2 separate regions of the Homo sapiens genome follow, and region 2 is linked to region 1. A link is an interaction called in ENCODE POLR2A ChIA-PET data of the cell type or tissue named here. Cell type or tissue: HepG2. All regions are shown on one strand. Each heading gives the region's core, and the rest is flanking DNA. Links, peaks and the distances in the headings are about the cores only.

What was found. ChIA-PET counts read pairs that join two places held together with the same protein. Peaks named below come from ENCODE experiments on the same cell type or tissue, not always from the same donor. Only the 100,000 strongest peaks of a DNase experiment are listed, where the experiment ranks them.
Region 2: POLR2A ChIA-PET joins it to region 1 with 5 read pairs; 4 of 35 experiments call an interaction of 5 or more read pairs at or near these places.

The regions. Positions count from the first base shown.
Region 1 is chr1:219,923,759-219,929,132 of GRCh38, forward strand. It overlaps SLC30A10 (solute carrier family 30 member 10), which reads right to left and starts at 4,799. Exons shown (of 4, transcript NM_018713.3): 1 at 4,043-4,799; 2 at 3,270-3,347. The coding sequence starts at 4,682. It overlaps LOC107985281 (a long non-coding RNA gene), which reads left to right and starts at 5,027. Exons shown (of 3, transcript XR_001738476.3): 1 at 5,027-5,374. RefSeq lists an enhancer at 4,829-5,123. In HepG2, for the core only: a CTCF peak has its summit at 4,472; a DNase peak (open chromatin) is centred at 3,123; H3K4me3 peaks cover 2,972 bases.
Region 2 is chr1:219,836,393-219,841,766 of GRCh38, forward strand. It overlaps a transcript of LOC105372926 not described here. Among named protein-coding and RNA genes, the nearest start is that of SLC30A10, 89 kb to the right of the region's middle. RefSeq lists an enhancer at 2,643-3,386. In HepG2, for the core only: a CTCF peak has its summit at 1,532 (motif pointing right); DNase peaks (open chromatin) are centred at 1,529 and 3,418; H3K4me3 peaks cover 356 bases.

The DNA.
Region 1 (5,374 bases), core at 169-5,168:
TCCTTAGAACTCATTTGTTTGCCAGGCACGGTGGCTCACGCCTATAATCCTAGCACTTTGGGAGGCCGAGGCCAGCGGATTACCTGAGGTTGGGAGTTCAAGACCAGCCTGGCCAACATGGCAAAACCCCGTCTGTACTAAAAATACAAAAAAAATTAGCCGGGTGCAGTGGCGCGCGCCTGTAATCCCAGCTACTCTGTAGGCTGAGGCAGGAGAATCGCTTGAGCCTGGGAGGCAGTTTGTGGTGAGTCAATACCACGACACTGCACTCCAGCCTGGGCTACAGAGTGAGACTTCATCTCAAAAAACAAAACAAACAAACAAACAAAAACTCATTTTTTAAATTCCCATTGGAATAAGAGAAACAGTAAAGAAAGTGAAGAAATTGTTTTTGTTCACAGAGATCCCCGTAAGCTGTTACCTCTGCAGATCTGGAGAGTGGGACACAGTCCTGCTTTCTAAAGCAGTTGCTTAAATGTTAGAAATATAACCATTCAGTGGACTGTGTACTAGAGAAGCAAGCCCTGTCTGGAGTCTAGAGGCAATGTGTGATCATGGAAAGGGCCAGAAATGTGATGTAGGAGCCCAGGATTCCAGCCTTGTCTCTGCTATGAGCTGGGGTGACTTGGGGAAGTCGTCAAACTCTCCACACCCTGCTTCCTCATCTGTGAAGTGAAAGGTTGAAGTCCAATTTCCCTAAGGTCCTTCTAGTTCTAACATTCTGTGATCCTTCCCTGAACTGTGGCTCCAAGATAAGAACACAGCACCAAAGGGGAGGCCAGCCTCACACTTAGCCGGGAATATGTAAAGGCTCCTATTAGCCACAGTACAGGTACTCATCAAAAGCAGCAGGAATGATCTCAGCTAACACGGAAGCACTATGGATTGAGCCCAGCAATTCCACCCACTAATTAAACGATAATTGTATCCACTCAGTAAGATTAATGTGACTACCAGTTCACTCATTCATGAATGGTACCAGGGACAAAGTACATACTCAATAAAAATGTTAGCTAGTTTTCCTACTATAAGCCTAAACACTTTATATGTTTCATTTATTTCAAAGCAATCCCATAAGGTGGGTACTGTTATTATCCTCATTTTAAAGATGAGGGGATTGGAGGCTTAGAGAGGTTCAATAACTTGCCCAAAGTCACATGGTTCTTAAGTGGCAGAGCCATGATTCACACTCAGGCAGTTTGAAGCCAAATCCCAACCTTTCAGCCACCGCACTATTCACCTCTATCAGAAGCTAAAGGTGCACTGGTGTCAGTCCCTGTAAACCAAAGGCCCAGCCAGGTATAGCAAGGCATTCTACTACTGACATTTTTCTACCAAGAAACTTCAATAGCTTAGGACTAAAATTTGGCAAGTTCATACAAGTTTCCCAAACAAGATCACTATAACTATGAGGGCCTACTCTTCTTCTTCTTTGCATCAATCCACCTACCTATTCTCTTTCTCAACTTTGTAACATAAGAATGAGGATAGTTGGCCGGGTGCAGTGGCTCACACCTGTAATTCCAGCACTTTGGGCAGCCGAGGCGGGCAGATTGCCTGAGGTCAGGAGTTCGAGACCAGCCTGGCCAACATGGTGAAACCCCGTTTCTGCTAAAAATACAAAAATCAGCCAGGCGTGGTGGTGCGCACCTGTAATCCCAGCTACTTGGGAGGCTGAGGCACAAGGATCACTTGAACCTGGTAGGCAGAGGTTGCAGTGAGCAGAGATGGCGCCACTGCACTCCAGCCTGGGAGACAGAGCAGGACTCCATCTCAAAGAAGAAAAAAAATGAGGATACTTAACAGAACAGGCTTTGAAAAGTTAAAGCCTCTGATGGTGAACTCCACCTTAAAATTTATGTGTGTGTGTGTACATATATATATATATATATATTTTTTTTTTTTTTTTTTTTTTGAGACAGAATCTAGCTCAGTCTCCCAGGCTGGAGTGCAGTGGTACAATCTCGGCTCACTGCAACCTCCACCTCTGGGGTTCAAGCAATTCTCCTGCCTCAGCCTCCCGAGTAGCTGGGATTACAGGCACCCACCACCATGCCTGGCTAGTTTTTGTATTTTTACTAGAGATGGGGTGGGGTTTCACCATGTTGGCCAGGCTGGTCTCAAACTCCCGACCTCAGGTGATCTGCCCACCTCAGCCTCCCAAAGTGCTGGGATTACAGGCGTGAGCCACCGCGCCCACCCCAATGTATATATTTTTAAACTGGACCTTAAAAAAGAGAGATAAAGGATGATTTTTTTTTCATTACAGATTCTCTTTTAAAAGCTCACTACTAAGCTCTTTCAGAGAGCAAATTCCCCTGTTGCCTTTAAATTTGTTTGATTAATTTAGAAATTTTTAGGAGATCATATGTTATTGTTGTTATCTTCTGGATTTTCCCTATAGGTTCACTCTGAGAATTCCTTTGTAAAACAGATGTGAGACACTCAAAGTGAAGGTATCTCCTGAATTATTAATTTTTCATTGTATTATTTCCATCAAAGCCCCACTTACAGGCTTTCCCCAAACCACAGGAAAGTAGAGGGTTGCTTAATCCTTGTTGGAATTCTCAAAGTCAAAATTGGGGATTAACCCCTTCTGGGATCACTCTGAAGCAAAGTCTATGCCCAAGAAGTTGGAAGGGAGAGATGTTGGCTACAATGGTGTCCAGCGAGAAACACATCTCAAAAAGCCCTGGGCTGACCTTAGTCCAGTGCTTCCGACCTTGACCACATGGTGAGAGGCTAGCTAGGTGCTTGCCTTGGGCCTCACCAGAACACTCCCTTTGGTCCTGGGAGTGGAGGTTTTAGTGAGCCAACGGTCCCTTCACAAAAGCAGATTTCTGGCAGAAATAGCTGATGCAATAGGGTCACTCAGCAATGCGAGATAGGGCATAACCTTGGATAGCAGCTCACCTACTCTTTTCCTACCTTTATCAAAATCAATTCAATTAAAATGGGTTGCATGATTTATTAGCAATATCCACGGACCAGTAAAACCAAGTAAAGTAGTAACACAATATTAATATGTGCAGCTCTGGAGCAGGCAGTATTAGCATGGGTCTCAGTGGAGCTAAGATAAATCATTAGCAACCAGTTTCTCCCTCAGGATCAATGCAGTGATTACGAAAGAGAGTTGGGTCATAGTCTATGCATGTAACTGGCCTACTTTCAAACACACCTTTGCCTTATTAAAAGTCAAACAGAAATAAACAACACAGTCCATGTGTGTCATAGAAAGGGATTTCAAATAGGCCCAAAGTCAATCCTACCTCTGATATTCAGAGCTTCAGACTTTTTCTCTTTTTTCATCATGTCTTCTGGCTCATTCTGGGTGTTGAAGGAATCACCTGCATTCAAAGAAGAAACCTTGTGTTGTGTATAAGTTCTACAAACAAACAAAAAAAAACCAATGGACTCAAAATAAAGTTTTGTTATTTTAAATTTCTACTAGCTTAAGGGAGACCCTTCTGCACACCCACAGCTCAGAACAGTACATTTTGGCCTTGAAATAGCCTTGTGATCCACCTTTGGACTTCATTCACACATCCTTTCAAGTTAAAACAAAAAGAGGGTGAATGGGAGCCCACCTGCAGCCCCTAAACCCGTAACACCCAAGAAGACAAACGGATGGGCAAAGAGGGGGGGAGAACAACAAAATTCAGACAGCAAGTAATGAGAGGGAGGAGGGGTTGGAGAGTCCTGCCTGTTGCCCAATAATAGTGACCGATTTCCAAGAAAATCAATACTCATATACAGAGAATAGGGTAAGGGAAAAGAGGCCAGGGCTACCCGAGGATCCAGGAGAAAAAAGAAGGGATGGGGAATATGTTAAATTGGCAGAAGAGAAGTAAAGCGGGATTGTAAAGGGAATGGATTTATTAAAAAAAAAAAAAAAAAAAAAAAAAAAAAACAACAACAACAAAAAAAAAAAAACAGAAAAAAAGCATGCAGAAGAAAAAGAGGGCGTGGGGTGAGAAGAAAGGGACCGGGTGGGAGGAGGAAGGAAGGGCCAAGCGGTCCAAAGGATGCAACCGAAAGGCACCTGCTACGTTTGCGAACACGGTCGCCCCCTTCTCCCGCTTCCTTTCCACCGAGGTCCCCCGGAGGGTTACGGCCGAGTCCGAGCCTGGGGCTGTCGGGTCCGCCGCGCGCCGCGGGTCCTCCGCGCCCTGAGGCCCCCCGAAAGCGCCGGGGACACAGCCCTCCGCCAGCTGCTGCCGCTGCTGCAGGCGGCGACTGCGTCCCCGGAGGCAGCACGCGAACCAGGCGGCGCAGTCCTGGAAGATGAGCAGCCCCACCACGTTGACCAACAGCCCCAGGACGCCGACGATGAGCACCAGCTCGGGGTCATCGATGCGCTCGGGCCGGGCCAGGCGCAGCACGGCCTCCACGAAGATGGTGAAGCAGAGCGCGGTGAGGAAGACCGCGTTGCTCAGCGCGCCCACCACCTCGGCGCGGGCGTAGCCGTAGGTGGCGCTGAAGCCCCGGGTGGGGCGCCGGGCGATGTAGCCGGCGCTCAGGCCCACGCACAGCGAGATCAGGTCGGAGAGCATGTTGAAGGAGTCGGAGAGCAGCGCGATGGAGTTGCCCAGGTAGCCGGAGACCAGCTCCGCCACGAAGAAGGCGACGGTGAGCACCAGCATGAAGAGCAGCCGGCACGTCTTGCCAGAGTAGCGGCCCATCTCGCCACCAGCCCCGGGCGCCCGGCGCCGCCCAGGGGAGCGCAGCCCACCCCGCGCGCAGCCACAGGTGGGGGGCGCGGCGCGGATCCGTGAGGCCCGGTACCCGCCTCCCAGATTGTCTCGCCGGCCCTGCCCCACCGCTTTTTATAACGCGAGGCCGAGCGCCACCAGTCCCCGCACGTCCAGAGTCTAAAGGAGTGGCGGGGGCAGTATCTGAACAGCCCGTGCACCGCCTCCCGCGGCCCTTTTCCCCTCCCTCGCGGCCTGGGCCTGACTTGGCAGGTGGCCACGAGCCGATGTCTCTCTTTGTGGGACAGGACTGTGCAGAGAGGGGCGCTGCGGAGGAGAGGGGGCGTGTCTGGACGTCAATCTTCACAGACTCCCTCCCCATGCAGAGGTGGGATTCACCCAGACACCCCGCTTCTCCTGGCCCTCAGGGTCGCCAGTGTCCTGTTGACTCAGTCATAAGGGCCTTGGCTGCTGTGGGGTGTGTTCGCTGCGGTGGACTGGGACACCTTCGCGTACGTGCCCATAGGCACCTTGCGGTGCAGATTCCATATTAATCAGGTGCAAGGCCCCGGAGCACAGGCTTGGGGCAACTTGCCCTTGAGGGTGCTTCCTGCTTTTCATTTCGTGAAATGTGACCTCATCCGCCACTCAGCCCTCCACCCTCATTCCACTAACCCCAGGAT
Region 2 (5,374 bases), core at 309-5,308, 87 kb before region 1:
GGGCACAATCACAGCCCACTGGGGCCTCAACTTCTTGGACTCAGGTGATCCTTCCACTTCAGAATCCCGAGTAGCTGGGACTACAGACATGCGCCACCCTGCCTGGCTAATTTTTTTATTTTTTGTAGAGATGTGGTCTCGCTATGTTGCCCAAACTGGTCTCCAACTCCTGGGTTCAAGTAGTCCTCCCACTTCAGCCTCCCGAAGTGCTGGGATTACAGGCATGAGCCATCTTACCCAGCCTCTTTCTTCAATCTCAGGACCAGGCTCTACCCTGGAGTGACTGTACCAATGGCAGGTATCAGAATCAATTTATTTTCATGCTTCACCTTTTCATGCTTCACCTGCCTATGTTCACAATTCAGAGCAATAATTCCAATGAGAGTTTCATCATCACCTCTCTATTTTTCACTGATGGTGTTGTCATTATTGGGGTTAGGGCAAAGTGGGGCATAATAGCAAAGACATGAATTCAACTTAAGTGTCCATCGACAGAGGATTGGATAAAGAAAATGTAGCATATATACACAAAAGAATATACACTGCCATAAAAGAGAACGAAATCACATCTTTTGCTGCAACATGGATGGACCTAGAGGTCATTACCGTAAGTAAAAACATCTCAGAAACAAAGCCAAATACCGCATGTTCTCACTTAAAAGTGGGTGCTAAATAACATGTACACATGGACGTAGAGTGTGCAATAATAGTCACTGGAGACTCAAAAGGGTGGAGAGGTGGGAGGGGTGAGGAATGAGAAATTAATTACTTGATGGGCATGACGTAGGTTATTTGGGTGATGGTTACACTAAAAGCTGAGACTTTACCATTGTGTAATATATCCATGTTAAAAAAAAAAACTGCACCTATACCCTTTAAATTTATACAAATTTTATAAGAAAGTGAAGAAGTAGAATTGTCAATGAGTGCCAATTGTTAATCAGGAGACTCTTGTTCTGATACTACTACAACTTACCATTGGATTTGAGAGATGTTGCTTAGATTCTTCAGGAGTCAGTTTTCCCATCTATAGAATGAGAGTCCGGAGCAGGTAAGTATAGTGTAATGGAAAGTCCACAACACTGAGTCACAATTCCTGGTGTGAAACCTAAAGCACCTAATTTAGCCTTCCTTTGCCTAACTCTCCTTTCATTTAAAATGGAGATAATAAGATCTGTGTTGTCTATTTTTCAGGGCTACTTTGAGGGTCAAATCATGTGAGAGTTCTTTAAAAACTTTTCAGCGATACATAAACATACAGCGTTACTCTAACTGTTGCTGCTTTACCATTGTCTTCTAAGTTCCCTTTACATTCTAAAATCATGATTTCAAAGTCTTTCAACATGAAATACTGTACCTGGCATTCCCTTAACTCTTTCATGGTCTTTCATGTATTCAGCCTTGGAATGTGATCTTAGAACAAATGAACCAAAGACAACACCAACATCCACCTCTGCTTTCTCGCTCTTTCAAGTTCTAACAGTCGAGAATGTGAATGCTCAGTTACTTAGAATAAAGATCGTCCAGTAGATGGTGCTGCTGTCTCTGAAAATGGACTGAGAAACCAAAGCGACTTCATCTTCCCTACTAAAAAGTTTGGAGAATACAGTTGAGGCCAGTCTATGGAGAGCCTTGAGTGGTAATCAAAGAGTGTTTGAGTTATTGTCTATTCAGTGTGAGGTCAGTCCACAGTGTGAGCCGAAAAAAAACAATGATGAAAGACATTAATTGGAAAAGTTAATTTGATAGAAAACTAAAGGATAGGATGTAGAAGACAGTGACCTGTTCAAGCGTGAAAAGACAGAAAGGCCTTGAGTTTCCAGAGTCTATAGACAAGTAATAAAATGCATAACAATAATAACAATAATTTAAGTAATATTAATTTTTAATAAGTTAATATCAACATAATTATTATTATGAAGCACTGTTCTAATCACTTTACATAATGTTAACTATTTAACCTTCACAATAAAGCTATGAAGGAGGAATTGTTATTATGCCCATATTATAGAGGAGTAAACTGAGGTTGAGTAACTTGCCCAGAGTCACTCAGCTCATACATGGACTTGAGCTGAGATTCATATCTAAGCAGTAGGCTCCAGAGTGTGTGCTCTGGTGACCTACACTAAAATGGCTTCATCTTTTACAGCCCCCATGGTAAACAGCAATAACATCGAACAAATCATCGAACAATAACATCCACTAAATGGATGATTAGAAAAGAGTAAGATGACAGTCCGGCCTTTCCCACCCTGAATTTAAGGTGAGGACAGGGTGTACCTCACTTAAACCAATGAAGTCATTTGGTCCATTCACTATCTTAATCAACATGGGATTCCCTTTTACAACTTTTCAGAATGGTTATTATAAGGTCGAAAATGAAAGGCAAGGTCATTTTCTCCTAAGACTTCATCTTTTCCTTACAACCAAATTGGCCTTTGTTTGTCAGGCTTAAAATCAAGGTGAAAGGTTCCTTCACTGCTTCCTCTGTGTATAAGAGATAGTGTTGGCTCCATATCTGTTCACCCATCCACCCATTTTTTAACATAGCCACATCTTGACTTCTTACAGGAACAAGGACAAGTTGGAGGTAGAGAGGGGAAAAATCTAGTGCATAGCATTTATTTTTGATGTAACAGTGTATTTTGTCATTTTTTCATTTGTATTTTCAAGTGCATCTCATTGCAAAGTGTTCAGGTCACTTTGCTCTTTGAAGGCTCTCTAATTGACATTAAATCCATAATGTATTGACGTAGAGTGAATTATAGGAACCTAACAGTAAGAGAAAGGAAAGAGGAGCCACTTATGAGTTGAACTGTCACGGAGCTGCTGTTCCTTCGGCACTACTGAATGCAAATTCTTGGTATGTTCCTAAGGATGCTAGACTTCCCAGTCTACAGAATTTGAGATCTTTCTGTTGAAAAATAAGAAATGTTGGGGGGGTGGCGCCAAGATGGCTGAATAGGAACAGCTCCCGTCTACAGCTCCCAGCTTGAGCGACACAGAAGACGGGTGATTTCTGCATTTCCATCTGAGGTACCGGGTTCATCTCACTAGGGAGTGCCAGACAGTGGGCGCAGGACAGTGGGTGCAGCACACCGTGCGCGAGACGAAGCAGGGCGAGGCATTGCCTCGCTCGGGTAGCGCAAGGGGTCAGGGAGTTCCCTTTCCTAGTCAAAGAAAGGGGTGACAGACGGCACCTGGAAAATCGGGTCACTCCCACCCTAATACCGCGCTTTTCCGACAGGCTTAAAAAATGGAGCACCACGAGATTATATCCCGCACCTGGCTTGGAGGGTTCTATGCCCACGGAATCTCGCTGATTGCTAGCACAGCAGTCTGAGATCAAACTGCAAGCCGGCAGCGAGGCTGAGGGAGGGGCGCCCGCCATTGCCCAGGATTGATTAGGTAAACAAAGCAGCGGGAAGCTCGAACTGGGTGGAGCCCACCACAGCTCAAGGAGGCCTGCCTGCATCTCTAGGCTACACCTCTGGGGGCAGGGCACAGACAAACAAAAAGACAGCAGTAACCTCTGCAGCCTTAAATGTCCCTGTCTGACAGCTTTGAAGAGAGCAGTGGTTCTCCCAGCACGCAGCTGGAGATCTGAGAACGGGCAGACTGCCTCCTCAAGTGGGTCCCTGACCCCTGACCCTTGAGCAGCCTAACTGGGAGGCACCCCGCAGTAGGGGCAGACTGACACCTCACACGGCCGGGTACTCCTCTGAGACAAAACTGCCAGAGGAATGATCAGACAGCAGCATTCACAGTTCACGAAAACCCGCTGTTCTGCAGCCACCGCTGCTGGTACCCAGGCACACACGGTCTGGAGTGGACCTCTAGCAAACTCCAACAGACCTGCAGCTGAGGGTCCTGTCTGTTAGAAGGAAAACTAACAAACAGAAAGGACATCTACACCAAAAACCCATCTGTACGTCACCATCATCAAAGAACAAAAGTAGATAAAATCACAAAGATGGGGAAAAAACAGAGCAGAAAAACTGGAAACTCTAAAAGGCAGAGCGCCTCTCCTCCTCCAAAGGAATGCAGCTCCTCACCAGCAACGGAACAAAGCTAGATGGAGAATGACTTTGATGAGCTGAGAGAAGAAGGCTTCAGATGATCAAACCACTCCGAGCTACGGGAGGAAATTCAAACCAAAGGCAAAGAAGTTGAAAACTTTGAAAAAAATTTAGACGAATGTATAACTAGAATAACCAATACAGAGAAGTGCTTAAAGGAGCTGATGGAGCTGAAAGCCAAGGCTCGAGAGCTACATGAAGAATGCAGAAGCCTCAGGAGCCAATGCGATCAACTGGAAGAAAGGGTATCAGTGATGGAAGATGAAATGAATGAAATGAAGCGAGAAGGGAAGTTTAGAGAAAAAAGAATAAAAAGAAACGAGCAAAGCCTCCAAGGAATATGGGACTATGTGAAAAGACCAAACCTACATCTGATTGGTGTACCTGAAAGTGACGGGGAGAATGGAATCAAGTTGGAAAACACCCTTCAGGATATTATCCAGGAGAACTTCCCCAATCTAGGAAGGCATGCCAACATTCAAATTCAGGAAATACAGAGAATGCCACAAAGATATTCCTCAAGAAGAGCAACTCCAAGACACATAATTGTCAGATTCACCAAAGTTGAAATGAAGGAAAAAATGTTAAGGGCAGCCAGAGAGAAAGGTCGGGTTACCCACAAAGGGAAGCCCATCAGACTAACAGTGGATCTCTCGGCAGAAACTCTACAACCCAGAAGAGAGTGGGGGCCAATATTCAACATTCTTAAAGAAAAGAATTTTCAACTCAGAATTTCATATCCAGCCAAACTAAGCTTCATAAGTGAAGGGGAAATAAAATACTTTACAGATAAGCAGATGCTGAGAGATTTTGTCACCACCAGGCCTGCCCTAAAAGAGCTCCTGAAGGAAGCACTAAACATGGAAAGGAACAACCGGTACCAGCCACTGCAAAATCATGCCAAATTGTAAAGACCATCAAGGCTAGGAAGAAACTGCATCAACTAACGAGCAAAATAACCAACTAACATCATAATGACAGGATCAAATTCACACATAACAATATTAACTTTAAATTGTAAGTGGACTAAATGCTCCAATTAAAAGACACAGACTGGCAAATTGGATAAAGAGTCAAGACCCATCAGTGTGCTGTATTCAGGAAACCCATCTCACGTGCAGAGACACACATAGGCTCAAAATAAAAGGATGGAGGAAGATCTACCAAGCAAATGAAAAACAAAAAAAGGCAGGGGTTGCAATCCTAGTCTCTGATAAAACAGACTTTAAACCAACAAAGATCAAAAGAGACAAAGAAGGCCATTACATAATGGTAAAGGGATCAATTCAACAAGA